2 separate regions of the Homo sapiens genome follow, and region 1 is linked to region 2. Evidence: read pairs that join two places in POLR2A ChIA-PET (ENCODE). Cell type or tissue: OCI-LY7. All regions are shown on one strand. Each heading gives the region's core, and the rest is flanking DNA. Links, peaks and the distances in the headings are about the cores only.

Region 1 (8,294 bases), core at 1,058-6,057, 1.7 Mb after region 2:
ATGTACCAAATATCACAGCCAAGGCTATATACCACTTAAATCACCCAAAACAGTTCTATGACACTTCCAGTCCAATAAAATGGTTACAAATATGTTATACCCATTGCTTGTATAAGGGGTCCCATGTAAATCTAAAGTAATGTGCAGCACATAAAAATAAACTGTTACATCATGATTTTGTTATATTCTAACCTATAATAAGAGACTTTTAAAGACTTATTGTCTTCGACTTTAGAAGGACCTTAAGCAATAATTTAGTTCTCTTGTTTCCTTTAAAACAAAACAAAAGTCCAAGTAAGTTTATACCGATACCTACTTTTCTTCTTAAATTACCTTATAACAAGAATAAGGATTTAAAACTCTTCAGCTGGCTTTAGACCTGGTTTCAGAAATGGGTTGTGTTTTTTTGTTTGTTTGTTTGTTTGTTTTAAGTATCTGGTGATTTTTGCCTCTCCCACTAGGAAGTGGTGAGGTAGGACACAGGTTGAACTATTGAGTTAAAGACAAAAAATGAATTTGGGGCTATAGTATATTAGGCAGCCTAAAATAAAGGCAGCCTATAGTATATTAGGCAGCCTAAAATAAAATAAAGTGGGAGATTTTTGCCTCTCCCACTAGGAAGTGGAGAGCTAGGACACAGGTTGAACTATTGAGTTAAAGACAAAAAATGAATTTGGGGCTATAGTATATTAGGCAGCCTAAAATAAACGGAATGGCCAGTTACAAAACTAAGAAAATTTTGGTTTGTCTCCTTTATGATAGATCTTAGATAAGGTCGATCTTATTTATTAAGTTCAAGTGAACTTAGTAAGATTTAGGTTTAAACTGAGGTTTAAAGAGACAGTTTATTAAGTTCAAGTAAACTTAATAAGTGAACTTAGTAAATAAGATCAGTCTTGTCTAAGCTTTAACAACTGTCTCTTTAAACCTTAGTTTTAACACTGTCTGTTTTTTCTTTGCCCCCAGGTACTGAGCAAGTATATGACTTCTATTAGTTTGTCCTATAATTTTCTTATAGAAAGTTCTTATCTGACTTCTGATAGTAATTCCTATACCAGATTCCTATCAACTTTTGTTGTTGTTGTTCTTGTTTTTTAATCTTTCCACATGAAATGTAAGGCTGTGAGACCTTTCCGTTACCTTCCCTCATTTGCAAAGTGCAAGGAAGCAAACCTTTCTTATACCTTGTAGTGGTGTTATCTAACAGACATACAGGAGGTGACACATGAATTCAGTTTTACCTCAATCTCATAACCCTGGGCTATCACTGCTGGAATATAATACAAATATTTATTTTAATTTTCTTCCCATTTTTAAAAGTTGTAAGATTGTTATAATCTCAGTGAATTATTTCTGGAAGATTTATATTCTACAATGCAGTTAGTTTATCATAGAGCCCACCTGTAGAGTCCTTATCACTGAAAATAGTCTCATTTACTGTGTCATCCCGTTTACTTACTCTACAGTTTTGCTTTTAGCTTGCATTTATGGTATTTCTCCTGACTTCTCAGCCCCTCAGTGGTTGTGTGAATTTTGTCCTGTTTTCTGCCTGCTCCCCTGCCAGTCTTACTTGGGGCTTCTCAATGAAGTTTCTTCCTTTTGTTCGACTTTCATCTAGAATTTTCTCTACACCCACCTACAGAAGTGGAAAATAGAATTTTAAATAAATACTTTTAGTCTCACAATAATTATTAACATGAGTTTTAACTTCAATATTTGAAATCCTTTATTAACATTTTTATTTTATTTTTTTTGAGACAGTCTCACTCTCTTGCCCAGGCTGGAGTGCAGTGGCGCGATCTCAGCTCACTGCAAGCTCCGCCTCCTGGGTTCAACGCCATTCTCCTGCCTCAGCCTCCCTAGTAGCTGGGACTACAGGCACCCGCCACCACGCCTGGCTAATTTTTGTATTTTTAGTAGAGACGGGGTTTCACCATGTTAGCCAGGATGGTCTCGATCTCCTGACCTTGTGATCCACCCGCCTCAGCCTCCCAAAGTGCTGGGATTACAGGCATGAGCCACCGTGCCCGCCCTTATTAACATTTTTAAATGATTTTTTAAAAACAGTCTACTGAACAAAGATATAATTTTTAAAAGAATTACTTGTATCATTTAGATTTCAGTTTGATTCCAGTTTTCACTATTAAAAATGTGATGTATGTTATGCTACAAAGTGCATTTTAAAACATGGTAGTGAATATTTTTGTACATAAAACTTTACATGTTCTTATATTATTTTATACTATTTTCTTAAATGAGTTCCCAAACGTAGGTAAAAGAATATGTGTTTTAAAAGCTTTTGGTATATATTATCAAATTGCTTTCCAAAAGAATTCTCTCAACCTACTCTACCACCACAGTGTATAAAAGTCCTATTTCTCTTTTTTTTTTTTTTTTTTTTTGAGACAGGATCTCGCTCTGTCACTCAGGCCGTGCAGTTGTGGGATCTCTGCTCACTGCAACCTCTACCTCTGGGGTTCAGGCAATTCTCATGCCTCAGCCTCCTGAGTAGCTGGAATTACAGGCATGAACGACCACACATAGCTAATGTTTTTTTTTGTATTTTTCGTAGAGATGGGGTTTTACCATATTGGCCAGACTTGTCTCAAAACTCCTGGCCTCAAGTAATCTGCCTTCCTTGGCCTCCCAAAGTGCTGGGATTACAGGCCTGAGCCACGATGCCCGGCCCTATTTCTCTTCATCAAAGATCCATATGATTGTTTTTCCTTTGTTTACTTGATAATCAAAGTATTATATTTCTTTATTGCAACTTGATTTTTCCGGACTACTAGTGAGGTCGAAGGTTTTTTCATATATTTATGACCATTCTTTTGCAAATTGTTTATAGTCTCTTTTCATTTGCCTAATGGAATTAGTTTTAATAATTATTATTAGTTTAATAATCTTAAGGGTATAATAATAAAATCAATATTATGGCCATTTCAAATAAGACTGCCGAAGGGAAGAAAGTAGACATTAATTCCATTAAAAAGATAAAAGGGAAAACAAGCTTCAGGAAGATAGATAAGAATATTTAAGAAATGTAGAAATATTCACTTATTTGAGACACAAGATAGTGAGAAAACAAATTGGACTGAAATTTAGTAGTGTTAGAATTAGATCTTGTTCTATCACTGGCTGATTTGTAGTAAGACATAAGGCCAAATATTTAACTCTTATTTGTAAAAGGAAAATAATACTGTTTTCTAATCACCTGGGGTGGAAGGCAGTAGTGGGGATGGTGGTATGGCAGTAAAGATTTTTACCACAGAGGATGTGGAGCAAGAGGAAAGCATAACTTATTTTTCTGAGTAACAAGACAGTGGCCAGATGAGTTGGGGAATGGTGCTTACACAGAGACAAGGACCAGGGATACCTCTTCCCTCTCTGTCTACTCCTTCACCCTTCCAGACGCGTCATGAAATGCTATTTATGTAGACGTTAAGTCTCCTTTCAAAGTAGAAATTTACATTCTAGCTAGATACGTTTTTTATTATTGAAATGGAAACTTTTAACATGGTATGAGCTTATAAAAGTCTCATTTTTTGGAAAAAGTTATGTGCAGAACACTTCTGTACATCAAAGAGATTAAAGACAAAATAACTCATGGGATTTGAACCTGTGATTTCAGAGATTCTACTCCAAAGGCTGATTTTCTGCCACCAAGCTCTCTCCTCTGGTTAAGAACATATTTTAATGCTGAAAAAAACTATATGCAAATCAGCTAATAGCCAGGTGGTTGGTTCTGTTATAGCATATCATGAGGGTGAGTTCAGCACTTACATCCTTAGCTTGTTTGAAAAGCATGCTTCATGATGAATCTTTTTCTGTTCCCCAAAAGAAGTTCCCTATATTCTGTTTTTTTGTGTGTGTGTGTGAGATGGAGTCTCGCTCTGTCGCCCAGGCTGGAGTGCAGTGGCGCGATCTCAGCTCACTGCAAGCTACACCTCCCCGGTTCACACCATTCTCCTGCCTCAGCCTCCCGAGTAGCTGGGACTACTTTGGATGAAAAATGAAAATAATAAGTCTATCCTCTAGGATGTGCCCTTTAGAAAAAATGGGCTTAGTACTTTTTTATGTATTCTATTATCGTACACATGAGTTGTAGGCCATAAAGTGATCAGTGATTTAGCACTCTTGTGAATATACCAGACTAATGTTACCAAACATTTACTGTGCTAGCACACCCATTTGAGAAAAAAACTGATTTGAGCTAACTTAGGTAGACTTTCTTTCCTTAAATTCCCATGGACCACTGAAGACCACATTTATATGTAGCTACATACTTTATAATTAGTTTAAAAAGCACATTCGTATGCTGGTAGATATCCTTCCTTCTCTTAAGGAAATATAAAGAATGATTGATGAAATAGAAATATATTAAGATTGGGAAGGAAGACTGTCCTTACTGCAAATGGTATTTTCAAAATAATAGCTAGATTTTATGTAATCTTCTTACCCTTTTTTATTTAATAATTTACATAATTTGATAAACTTAGCCCTGCAATATCTATTACCAAGAAGAAAAGGAAAATGGTTTCTAGATTTCCAAGTGCATCATGTACATGTATTTTCAAGCTCTTAGAATATTTAAAACTAAAGTTTGATGTGTTGGCCAGAGAGGCTCTTAGTAATGTAATGTCAGTATGCAAAATTCATCCTATAAGAAACATATTATGCTGGAGTCTAGCCTGAGCTTTGGGTTCTAAATAGAAAAATATAGCTTTGGGTTCTAAATAGAAATATAGCTCAGGGGCCGGGAGTGGTGGCTCACACCTGTAATGCCAGCACTTTGGGAGGCCAAGGCGGTGGATCATTTAAGGTCAGGAGTTCAAGATCAGCTTGGCCAACATGGTGAAACCCCATCTCTCCAAAAAAATACAAAAGTTAGCTAGGGGTAATGACGCATGCCTGTAATCCCAGCTACTCTGGAGGCTGAGGCAGGAGAATTGCTTGAGCCTGGAAGGCGGAGGTTGCAGTGAGCCGAGATTACACCACTGCACTCCAGCCTGGGTGACAGGGTGAGACCCTATCTCAAAAAAAAAAAAAAAAAAAAAAAGGAAGCAATATAGCTCAGGGCAGAATGATTGGTCCTGATTGGTCCTGAGTTAGAGATCATTTTTGACATCTGGGAAAGAAAATGTGAAATGTGTATATTTGTATTATAATAATAAAATGAATTTAAACAGCAAAATGGAGTTAATAATTTTCACTTTTTTGCTTTCAGGTTATGCATTAGACCCTTCATTAGATAATCATCAAGTGTCTGCTAAATATATTGGTTCTGTAGAAGAAGCTGAAAAAAATCAAGGTAATTTATTTGAAACATTTGATATCATATATACCTACACATCTATAATTAGTGTCTTGCAGAGTGACTTTAATTAGACAGTAAAAAATAGTATTTAGCGCTTTTTTTTTTAAAGTTGAAACAATGGAGCGATACAGTTTAGAGCAATATAGTTCAGAAATGTTACAGTTTAGAGCTTGCTTTTGCCGCTTACTAGTTGTGGAATCTTGTAGGGAAAATAATGATACATATCTCTTTGAGTTACTTTGAGTACTTGGCACCATGCCAACCCTGTAGAAATCACTCAATAAATTACAACTAATGTATAGATAATTTTGGCAATTGATTTCTCAACATTAATGTCAAGCTTCATTTTAACAGAGTAGAAATACTTTATTTGGTAAGTCTGTGAAGATTGTCTTTGAAGAGTTGCTTTGAAGGTTGAGTTTGAATATGTGTTGTATGTATGCTTGTATTCATATTCATTTTGTACTTACAATAAGACAAAACATCATACGCTAAACGCTAACTTGTCACAAGCCTCATCAGTCCATTAGAATATTATCCATAAAATGCAATTTAAAAAGTAATTTGCTGGTTGGTTGCATGGGACATTTGTGCTTAGTAGCTATAGATCCTATGTGATCTGGCTGGTCTCTGTATATGAGCTAGATTATTGTTAAAATAGAATTTTAACAGGCTTTTGCTATAAAACATAGCCTGAATTAATATAGGTAGACATTTCTTCTTTAAGCTAGACCTCTGCAAGTCCCATCTAAAGGTAGCTAGATTCTTAGTTAACTTGTGACTATGATTCCACAAACCTTTCTTTTTCCAAGTTAATGACTATACACAGTATGCCACCTCCTACTAATCAAATCAAAATCTCAACCAGAAACACCCTCCTTCTCCTTTTCTTTTACTGTTAACGTTAATGATATTAGAGGTCAAGATGAGACTGAAATCACTTGGAAGGAATACCATTTCTGGTGAAACCTTGTTTGATTTACATTTTTGCATTACAAGTGAAGTGAAGATAAGTTATTAAGTACTTACAGTAATTTAGTTTAATTTAGTTTTAAAATGATAAATTACAGTTTATTCTTGCTTCCAAATGTCACTTTATTATTACTTAGCAATAATGAGTTTCTGAGTTTTTTCCAGAAAGTCGTACAAATCCACTGACACAGCTTTTTGATTCAATAAAAGGCTTGTGCGCCATTGTAGGAGTACATATTTGGGTCTCTTCTTTAAGTATACAGTATTAGAATTTGCAGAATATTGAATTAGTTTTAAGTGTCTTTGCCCAGAAGGTTGAATCCCTTTTTCTGTAGCATGAGTCAGCGTATATGGTAGATTCATGTAGATTGTTTTTTAATAACTCTGGGGTCACTTGAACAATCATCTTTCTTTAACCATATAAAATAAAATTAAACATATGTTCATATTTCTTTAGAAAATGTACATCTTTGTAATCTCTCAGTTTTTTTTTTAATTTTTTTTTTGTTAACGTAGGTTTAACTGTATTTGAAACTGGTCAGAAGAAAACAGAAAAGAGGAAAAAGTTTAAAGAAAATGATGCATCCAATATTGATGGTTTTTTGGGACCATGGGCAAAATATGTGGATGAAAAAGATGTAGCCAAACCTTCAGAAGTAAGCTTTGATGTTTTTAATTGTCAATTCAGGTATACGCTGTATCTCTATGAAGGATATCTACATTAATAAACTTGAGATTTCTTTAGAGAACCAAATGACTCATCAAAATTTTTCTGCCTTTAGTTGATTGAAAATATACAATAAAATTTATTTGTTTTTCTTTGGGATATTTTTATTTACCTTTTCTGCTGATTTGTTTTCTCTCATGCTTTTTTATTAAAATACAATATTGAACAATTTTCATAAAGATTTCCTTGATATTGCTATTAAGCTGCCATGGTAGCTACTCTTCTGATACTAGACATTCAGATAGTAACTACAAAATCAGCCTTCTGTGACACTAGAATTGATTATAAATTTTATTGATTTATGAATTTATTTAAAATTTTCAACAAATTTTATCTCTATATATATCTTAAAAACTACTATAAAGTTTGTAAAGTAAATGCTCTGCCGTTCCCTTCCTCACCTCCTAATCTCACTGTCTCCATGAGCCAGAGAGTGTTCTAGGTCCCAGGCATACAGCAGTGGACAAGATCAAGAAAATCATGACCTCATGAAGCTTATATTCTAGCTGTTACTTACATCCAGTAAATCCATGTTTATAGTAATAGAAATAAACAGGTGATATCTAAGATGAATAAACTTATTCTACTATTTTTTATTTTAGATTTTATCTGTTGACTTGTTATTATAGATAGAGATTTACTACTACCCCATCTTCTGTCCCCAGCTCCTCCCAAAAAAATTGTGTCACAAATGTATAGCTATCACTTATATCCTTAGGAGTATGTAAAAACAATTAACTGAAAAACAACATTATGTGCTAAAATTCAGTTTCCATTCTGAAACTAGATTTTCTGATTGCCTTGTCTTTTTACTTGTATAACTAGTATAACATGTTAAAATTTATTTCTAGGTGTCACAGAAGGATAAGTTTTGAAAACTGATTTTATATAGTTGAAAAGTATTATCTAGTATCCATTATGTATTTAGTACCATTTCATAATTTGTGGAAGAGGTAATCAGTCTCTGCTTATAGAAGACTTGAGCTTGGCCGGGCCTGTAAGCCCAGCACTTTGGGAGGCCGAGGCGGGCGCATTGCCAGAGCTCAGGAGTTCGAGACCAGCCTGGGCAACACAGTAAAACCCTGTCTCTACTAAAACAGAAAAAATTAGCCAGGCGTGGTAGTGTGCACCGAGTAGTCCCAGCTACTCGGGAGGCTGAGGCAGGAGAATTGCTTGAACTAGGAAGAGGGAGGTTGCAGTGAGCAGAGATTCGCGCCACTGCACTCCAGCCTGGGCGACAGTGCGAGACTCATCTCAGAAAAAAAAAAAAAAAAAAAA
Region 2 (8,294 bases), core at 1,702-6,701:
GAACAAAAGGGTGAGTGGCAACATTGTATTTAAATCAGTATTGGTCACAGTGATCAAGATCTCACACATCAAAAATGATATCCTTTATGTGATACACAGGGTTATGTAAGATGATTTGGCAGCATCGATATGTAGTTTGGTGAAAACATTCATTATATTTCTGTATATTATATAATCATGAGAAGAAAAATAAACTTACAAATATATTTTGAAATATATCGGCCAGGCACGGTGGTTCATGCCTGTAGTCCCAGCACTTTGGGAGGCTGAGGCAGGCAGATCACCTGAGATCAGGAGTTCAAGACCAGCCTGACCAACATGGTGAAACCCTGTCTCTACTAAAAATACAAAAATTAGACAGGCGTGTGGCATGCACCTGTAATCCCAGCTACTTGGAAAGCTGGGGCAGGAGAATCACTTGAACCCGGGAGGCAGAGACTGCAGTGAGCCAAGATTGCGCCACTGCACTCTAGCTTGGGTGACAGAGTGAGACTCTATTTCAAAAATATATATATACATGAAATATTGAATTTGAATAAAACTATCAAATAAAATGTTTTCAAATTTGTAATGAGAAACTTCCCTCCATAAATGTAACTTTTTTTTTTTTTTTTGAGACAGGTCCTTGCTCTGTCGCCCAGGCTGGAGTACAGTGGCGCCATCTTGGTTCACTGCAACCTCTGCCTCCTGCGTTCAAGCCATCCTCTCACCTCAGCCTCCCAAGTAGCTGGGACTACAGGCACGTGCCACTACATGTGGCTAAGTTTTGTATTATTTGTAGAGATGAGGTTTTGCCATGTTACCCAGGCTGGTCTCAAACTCCTGAGCTCAAGCAATCCACCAACCTCAGCCTCCCAAAGTGCTGGGATTACAGGTATAAGCCACCATGCCCAGCCCATAAACATAACTTTCTAAAAGTCAGTTTTGATACTTGAAATGGGATAAATGAAATTCCTGATTAAGACTTTTAAAATTTTAATCCAGGCCAGGCATGGTTGCTTATGCCTGTAATCCCAGTTCTTTGGGAGGCCAAGGTGTTTGGGATTGCTTGAGCCCAGCATTTTGAGACCAGCCTTGGCAGCATAGCAAGACCTCATCTCTACCAAAAAAAAAAAAAAAAAAAAAGCTGGGCTCCATTGGTAGGTGCAGCACACCTGTAGTTCTAGCTACTCAGGAGCTAAGGTGGGAGGATCACTTGAGCCCAGGAGGTCAAGGCTGCAGTGAGCTGAGATCACGCCACTGCACTCCAGTCTGGGCAAAAGAGCTAGAGCTAGATCCTGTCCCCATCACCCCCAAAAAAACCTGAAGAAAATTTGAAGAGGAATTTTTTTAAAAAAATAATAGATTCAGGGGGTACATGCACAGGTTTGTTACATGGGTGTATTGTATAATGCTGGGATTTGGGCTGCTAGGGTGCTTGTCATCTGAATAGTGAACATAGTGACCAATAGGTAATTTTTCTAACCCTTGCCCCCTTTTCTTGCTCCCTGCTTTTGGGGTCCCTAGTGTCTATTTTTTCATCTTTATGTCCATGTGTACCCATTGTTTAGCTCTCATTTACAAGTGAGAACATGCAGTATTTGGTTTTCTGTTTTTTTGTTAATTTGCTTAGGATAATGGCCTCCAGCTGCATCCATGTTGCTGCAAAGAACATGATTTCATTCTTTTTTATGGCTGTGTAGTATTCCATGGTGCGTGCGTGTGTGTGTGTGTGTGTGTGTGTGTGTGTGTGTGTGTGTACATATACGTATACCTGATCTCAGGTGATCTGCCTGCCTCGGCCTCCCAAAGTGCTGGGACTACAGGCATGAACCACCGTGCCCAGCCGATATATTTCAAAATATATTTGTAAGTTTATTTTTCTTCTCATGATTATATAATATACAGAAATATAATGAATGTTTTCACCAAACTACATATCGATGCTGCCAAATCATCTTATATAACCCTGTGTATCACACAAAGGATATCATTTTTGATGTGTGACATCTTGATCAATGTGACCAATACTGATATATATACATATATATTTACACACACACACACATACATTTTCTTTATCCAGTCCACCATTGATGGACACTTAGATTGCTTCCATGCCTTTGTTGTGAATAGTGCTATTATAAACGTGAATGCAGGTGTCTTTTTGATAAACGTGAGTGCAGGTGTCTTTTGCACTACCCTTTGGGTAGATACCCAGTAGTGGGATTGCTGGGTTGAATAGTAGTTCTATTTTTAGTTCTTTGAGAAATCTCCATACTGTTTCCATGGGGGTTGAACTAATTTGCATTCCCACCAACAGTGTATAAGCATTCCCTTTTCTCCACATTCCTCACCCACATCTGCTATTTTTTGGCTTTTTAGTAATAGTCATTCTGACTTGTGTGAGATGATAGCTCATTGTGGTTTTAATTTGCATTTCTCTGATGATTAATGATGTTGGGCATTTTTTCCTATCTTTGTTGACCACTTGTATTTCTTGTTTTAAGAGGTGTCTGTGCATGTTTTTTGCCCACTTTGAAGATAATTTTTTTTTTTTGAGACGGAGTCTTGCTCTGTCGCCCAGGCTGGAGTGCAACGGTGTGATCTCCGCTCACCGCAACCTCTGCCTCCTGGGTTCAAGCAATTCTCCTACCTCAGCCTCCCAAGTAGCTGAAATTACAGGCACGCACCACCATGCCTGGCTAATACTTTGTATTTTTAGCAGAGATGGGGTTTCACCATGTTGGCCAGGCTGGTCTTGAACTCCTGACCCCATGATCCGCCTGCCTTGGCCTCCCAAAGTGCTGGGATTACAGGCGTGAGCCACCGCACCTGGCCGAAGAGAAATTTTTGATAGTTACCATCTATGTGAACAAGAATCCTCATTCATACAAGGAGACATTAAGAAGTTTTGTATTTTCAGTAATGGTTGACTCTCTGTAATTTGCACCACATTTTTTGTTAGGGCAATGAAGGAAGCTAGATGAAATTAGTAGTAGGATAGGCTAACTGCTGCAACAAATAACCCCCAAATTAGAGGATTAATAAACAAACATGTATTTCTTGATCATATTACTGTCCAATGCAGGCTGACAAGGAAATGTAGCTCCATGCAGTCCTTCATGGACTCAGACTTCATCTCTCCTTTAAGTCCTTAGAGTCCTCTCTATTCACCTGCAGATGAGGAAAAGAAGGAAGATTCTGTGTAGAGTGTTTTTATGGGCTAGACCTTGAAGTGATCATATTACTGTCTCTCTCACTCCCTGGTCTGAACTTGATCACACAGCCACACTTAAATCTAAGGGAGGCTGGGCAATAATACAGGCATACCTTGGAGATATTGCTGGCTTGGTTCCAGGCCACTGGAACCGATGAGTCGCAGGAATTTTTTTGTTTCCCGGTACATATAAAAGTTATGTTTATACTGTAGTCTATTAAGTGTGCAATAGCATTATGTCAAAAAAATACATACTTTAATTTAAAAATGCTTTATTACTAAAAAATGCTAACAACTATTTGAGCCTTCAGTGAGTTGTAGTGTTTTTACTGTTATAGGCTTTTCTTGCCTCAATGTTTTGTTTCTTTTTACCCAGACAGAGTCTCACTCTGTTGCCCAGGTTGGAGTGCAGTGGCGTGATCTCGGCTCACTGCAACCTCTGCCTCCCAGGTTCAAGCGATTCTCTTGGCTCAGCCTCCTGAGTAGCTGAGATTACAGGTGCAGCCACCATGCCTGGTTTTGCTTTTTGTTTGTTTGTTTGTTTGTTTTTTGAGTTGGAGTTTTGCTCTTGTTGCCGAGGCTGGAGTGCAATGGCGTGATCTCGGCTCACTGTAACCTCTGCCTCCTGGGTTTAAGTGATTCTGCTGCCTCAGCCTCCTGAGTAGCTGGGATTACAGACATGTGCCAGCATGCCTGGCTAATTTTGTATTTTTAGTAGAGATGGTGTTTCTCCATGTTGGTCAGGCTGGTCTCGAACTCCCTGCCTCAGGTGATCCACTCGCTTCGGCCTCCCAAAGTGCTGAGATTACAGGCATGAGCCACCGTGCCTGGCCTGGTTTTGTATTTTTAGTAGAGACAGGGTTTCCCCATGTTGGCCAGGCTGGTCTTGAACTCCTGACCTCAAGTGATCCGCCCACCTCGGCCTCCCAAAGTGCTGGGATTATAGGCATGAACCACCATACCCAACCTCTTGCCTCAATGTTGATGACTGTTGACTGATCACGGTGGTGATTGCTGAAGGTTAGGATGACTGACAATTTCTTAAAATAAGACAATGAACTTTGCTGTACAATGGACTCTTGCTTTCACAAAAGATTTCTTTCTAGCAAGTGATGCTATTTGATAGCATTTACTCACAGCAGAACTTCTTTTGAAATTGGAGTCAGTCCTCTCAACCCCTGCCACTGCTTTAACAACTAAGTTTATGTAATAGTCTAAATCCTTTGTTGTCATTTCAACAGTGTTCACACCATCTTCACCAGGAGTAGATTCCATCTCAAGAAACCACTTTCTTTCTCATCCATAAGAAGCAACTCCTTATCAGTTCAAGTTTGATCATGAGATTGCAGCAATTCAGCCATATCTTCAGGCTCCACTTCTAATTCTAGTTCTCTTGCCATATCTCTCTACCACATCTGCAGTTACTTCCTCTTGAACCTCTCCAAGTCATCCATGAGGGTTGGAATCCTCTTCTTCTAAACTCCTGTTAATGTTGATATTTCGACCTTCTCCCCATGAAGCACTAATGTTCTTCATGGTATCTAGAATGATAAATCATTTCCGGAAAGTTTTCAATTAACTTAGCCCAGATCCATCACAGGAATCGCTATATGTGGCAGCTATGGCCTTCCAAAATGTATTTCTTAAATAATTAGACTTGAAAGTCAAAATTACTTCTTGATCCATGGGCTGCAGAATGGATGTTGTGTTAACAGTCATGAAAACAACATTCATCTCTTTGTACAGTTCCACCAGAGCTCTTGGGTGACCGAGTGCATTGTCAATGAGCAGTAATCTTTTGAAAGAAGTCTTTTTTTCTGAGCAGTAGCTCTTAAAGGGGGCTTAAAATACGTAGTAAACCATGCTATAAAAAGATGTGCTGTCATCCAGGCTTTGTTGTTCCATTTTTAGGGCACAGGCAGAGTAGATTTAGCATCATTCTTAAGGGCTCTAGGATTTTCAGAATGGTAAATGAGCATTGGCTTCAACTTAAAGTCACCAGCTGCATTAGCCCCTAGCAAGAGAGTCAGTCTATCCTTTTGAAGCTTTGAAGCCAGGCATTGACTTCCCTCTAGCTATGAAAGTCACAGAGGGCATCTTCTTTCGATTCATCTGCATTGAAAATCTGTTGTTTAGTGTAGCCACCTTCATAAATGATCTTAACTAGATCTTGCTGCAGCTTCTACATCAGCACTTGCTGTTTCACCTTGAACTTTCGTTATGGAGATGGCTTCTTTTCTTAAACCTCATGAACCAACCTCTGCTGGTTTCCGATTTTTCTTCTGCAGCTTCCTCACCTCTTTCAATCTTCATGTAATTGAAGAGAGTCAGGGCCTTGCTCTGTGTTAGGCTTTGCCTTAGGGAAGCATTGTGGCTGGTCTGATCTTCTATCTAGACCACTCAGACTTTCTCCAAATCAACAATAATGCTTTTTTACTTTCTTATAGTTTGTGTGTTCACTGGAGTAGCACTTTTTATTTCCTTCAAGACATTTTCCTTTTCATTCACAACTTGGCTAACTGTTTGGCTCAAGAGGCCTAGCTTTTGGCCTGTCTTGACTTTTGACATGCCTTCCCCACTAAGCATAATCATTTCTAGCTTTAGCTTTTATATGAGAGATGTACAACTCTTCCTTTCACTTGAACACAGAGGCCACTGTAATGTTATTAATTGACCTAATTTTAATGTTGTTGTATCTCAGGGAATAGGGAGGCCTGAAGAGAGGGAGAAAGATGGGGGAACAGCCAGTGGTGGAGCAGTCAGAACACACAAAATGTATCAAGTCCACCATCTTATAAGGATGTGGTTCGTGGCACCCCAAAGCAATTACAACAGTAACATGGAAGATCACTGATCCCAGATCACCATACCAGATGTAATAGTAATGAAAAAGTGTGACATATTGTGGCAGTTAACAAAATGTGACACAGAGACATGAAGTGAGCACATGCTGTTGGAAAAATGTCACCAACAGACTTGCTTGATGCAGAGTTGCCACAAATCTTCAATTTGTAAACAAAACAAAAGTATCTTCAGAATGCAGTAAAATGAAGCACAATAAAATGAAGTGTGCCTGTAGTCTATCTGTGTGCCCAGAAAGAAGAGAAAAACATGGATATTGGTATGCACTAAGCAATCTTGTTTTCAAAATGAGGTGAGCTGAGCTTACTTTTGGCAGCCTTATTGGGTTAGTGGGACAAAAGTCAGAGACTAGGGCCATCCAAGGATGGGAACCTATTTAACTGCCTGTATCCCCCACTTTGGATAAGGTCCTGAGTGGATTTCATCCTGAAGTCCTGAAGGACTGCACTTAGGAATTAGTGTAAAGCAGAAATAAGCCAGCCCTCTCATGGACTTTAGCCAGATTTTCAGCTGAATACTTAGAAAACCTCAAGCCCTGAGCTTGGATTTTTTTTTTTTCTTTTTTCTTTTTTTTTTTTTGAGATGGAGTCTCACACTGTCACCCAGGCTGGAGTACAATGGCACGATCTCAGCTCCCTGCAACCTCCGCGCCCAGGTTCAAGCGATTCTCCTGCCTCAGCCTCCCGAGTAGCTGGGATTGCAGGCGCCTGCCGCCGCACCCGGCTAATTTTTGTATTTTTAGTAGAGATGGGGTTTCACCATCTTGGCCAGGCTGGTCTTGAACTCCTGACCTCGTGTTCCACTCGCCTCGGCCTCCCAAAGTTCTGGGATTACAGGCATGAACCACTGCGCCCAGCCAGATTTTTTTCTATATGTATTTTTTTTCAAAGGTAAAATCCAGGATGTACAAAGATAACCAGGCATATGAGGAGACAAGACATTGTGAATGAGAACAAACAAAAACAACAGACAATAAAATTAGGAACTCCAGATATTAGAAGTATGAATCTATATTTTAAACAGCTAGACTTACATATTCAAAGAACTTTTTTTAAAAAAAAGTGGGCTTGGAACTACGCTTCAGAAGGGATCTAGAGATAATAAAAAGAGACATCTCAACCTTGAAAAAGAATCAGTGGAAATTCTAGAGCTACAAAGTGCAGTAACAAAAATTAAGGGCTCAAGGGATGAGCTTAAGAGCAGATTAAACACAGCTAAGGAGAAGCACAGTGGATCAGAAAAACTATCCAAAATGAATCATGGAGAAGTAATAAAGAAATATACAAAATAAAGGATAAAAGGAGAGTATGACGTTTAACCTAGGTGCATTTAAAGTATCAGAAGGAGAAGAGAAAGGGAATGGAGCAGAGGCAATATACATATGTAGATGTACTTGATATTGTCTGACATTTATGGAGAAAAATACTGACAACACACTAGTCATCATGCTTACATGGGGAAAAATTGCGAAAATTAAGACATGCTATAAATGGGAGCATATTGACCTGGACTGTGGTCACGGGTTTTGACTGGTTTACTTTAAAGTACAGTCACCCCTCTGTATCCATGGGTAATTGGTTCCAGGACCTTCCACAGACACCAAATCTGCAGATCCTGAAGTCCCTGATATAAAGTGGAGTAGTATTTGCATATAACCCATGCACATCCTCCCATATTTTTTGTTTGTTTGTTTTTGAGACAAGGTCTCTGTCGACCAGGCTCGAGTGCAATGGTGGTGATCTCAGCTCACTGCAAACTCAGACTCCCAGGCTCAAACGATCCTCCTACCTCAGCCTCCTGAGTAGCTGCAACTACAGGCGCATACCACCACACCTGGCTAACTTTGTGTATCTTTTGTAGAGATGGGGTTTCACTATGTTGCCCAAGCTGGTCTCCAACTCCTGAGCTCAAGTGATCCACCCACCTCAGCTTCTCAAAGTGCTGGGATTACAGGTGTGAGCCACTGGGCCTGGCTTCCTCCCGTATTCTTTAATTATCTCCAGATTATTTATAATACCTAGTGCAATGTAAATGCTATGTAAATAGTTGTTATAATCTCCAACTCCTGAGCTCGAGTGATCCACCCACCTCAGGTTCCCAAAGTGCTGAGATTACAGGCGTGAGCCACTGGGCCTGGCTTCCTTCCATATTCTTTAATTATCTCCAGATTATTTATAATACCTAGTACAATGTAAATGCTATGTAAATGGTTGTTATAATGTATTGCTTTTTA

Evidence for each region. Peaks named below come from ENCODE experiments on the same cell type or tissue, not always from the same donor. Only the 100,000 strongest peaks of a DNase experiment are listed, where the experiment ranks them.
Region 1: POLR2A ChIA-PET joins it to region 2 with 7 read pairs; 2 of 35 experiments call an interaction of 5 or more read pairs at or near these places.

The regions. Positions count from the first base shown.
Region 1 is chr6:110,202,279-110,210,572 of GRCh38, forward strand. CDC40 (cell division cycle 40) reads left to right here. Exons shown (of 15, transcript NM_015891.3): 4 at 5,228-5,311; 5 at 6,806-6,945. Among named protein-coding and RNA genes, the nearest start is that of CDC40, 26 kb to the left of the region's middle. In OCI-LY7, for the core only: no CTCF peak of the experiment used is centred there; DNase peaks (open chromatin) are centred at 2,433 and 3,783; H3K4me3 peaks cover 2,092 bases; H3K27ac peaks cover 3,109 bases.
Region 2 is chr6:108,498,473-108,506,766 of GRCh38, forward strand. The region is part of intron 10 of AFG1L (AFG1 like ATPase); the gene reads left to right. Among named protein-coding and RNA genes, the nearest start is that of FOXO3, 58 kb to the right of the region's middle. In OCI-LY7, for the core only: no CTCF peak of the experiment used is centred there; no DNase peak of the experiment used is centred there.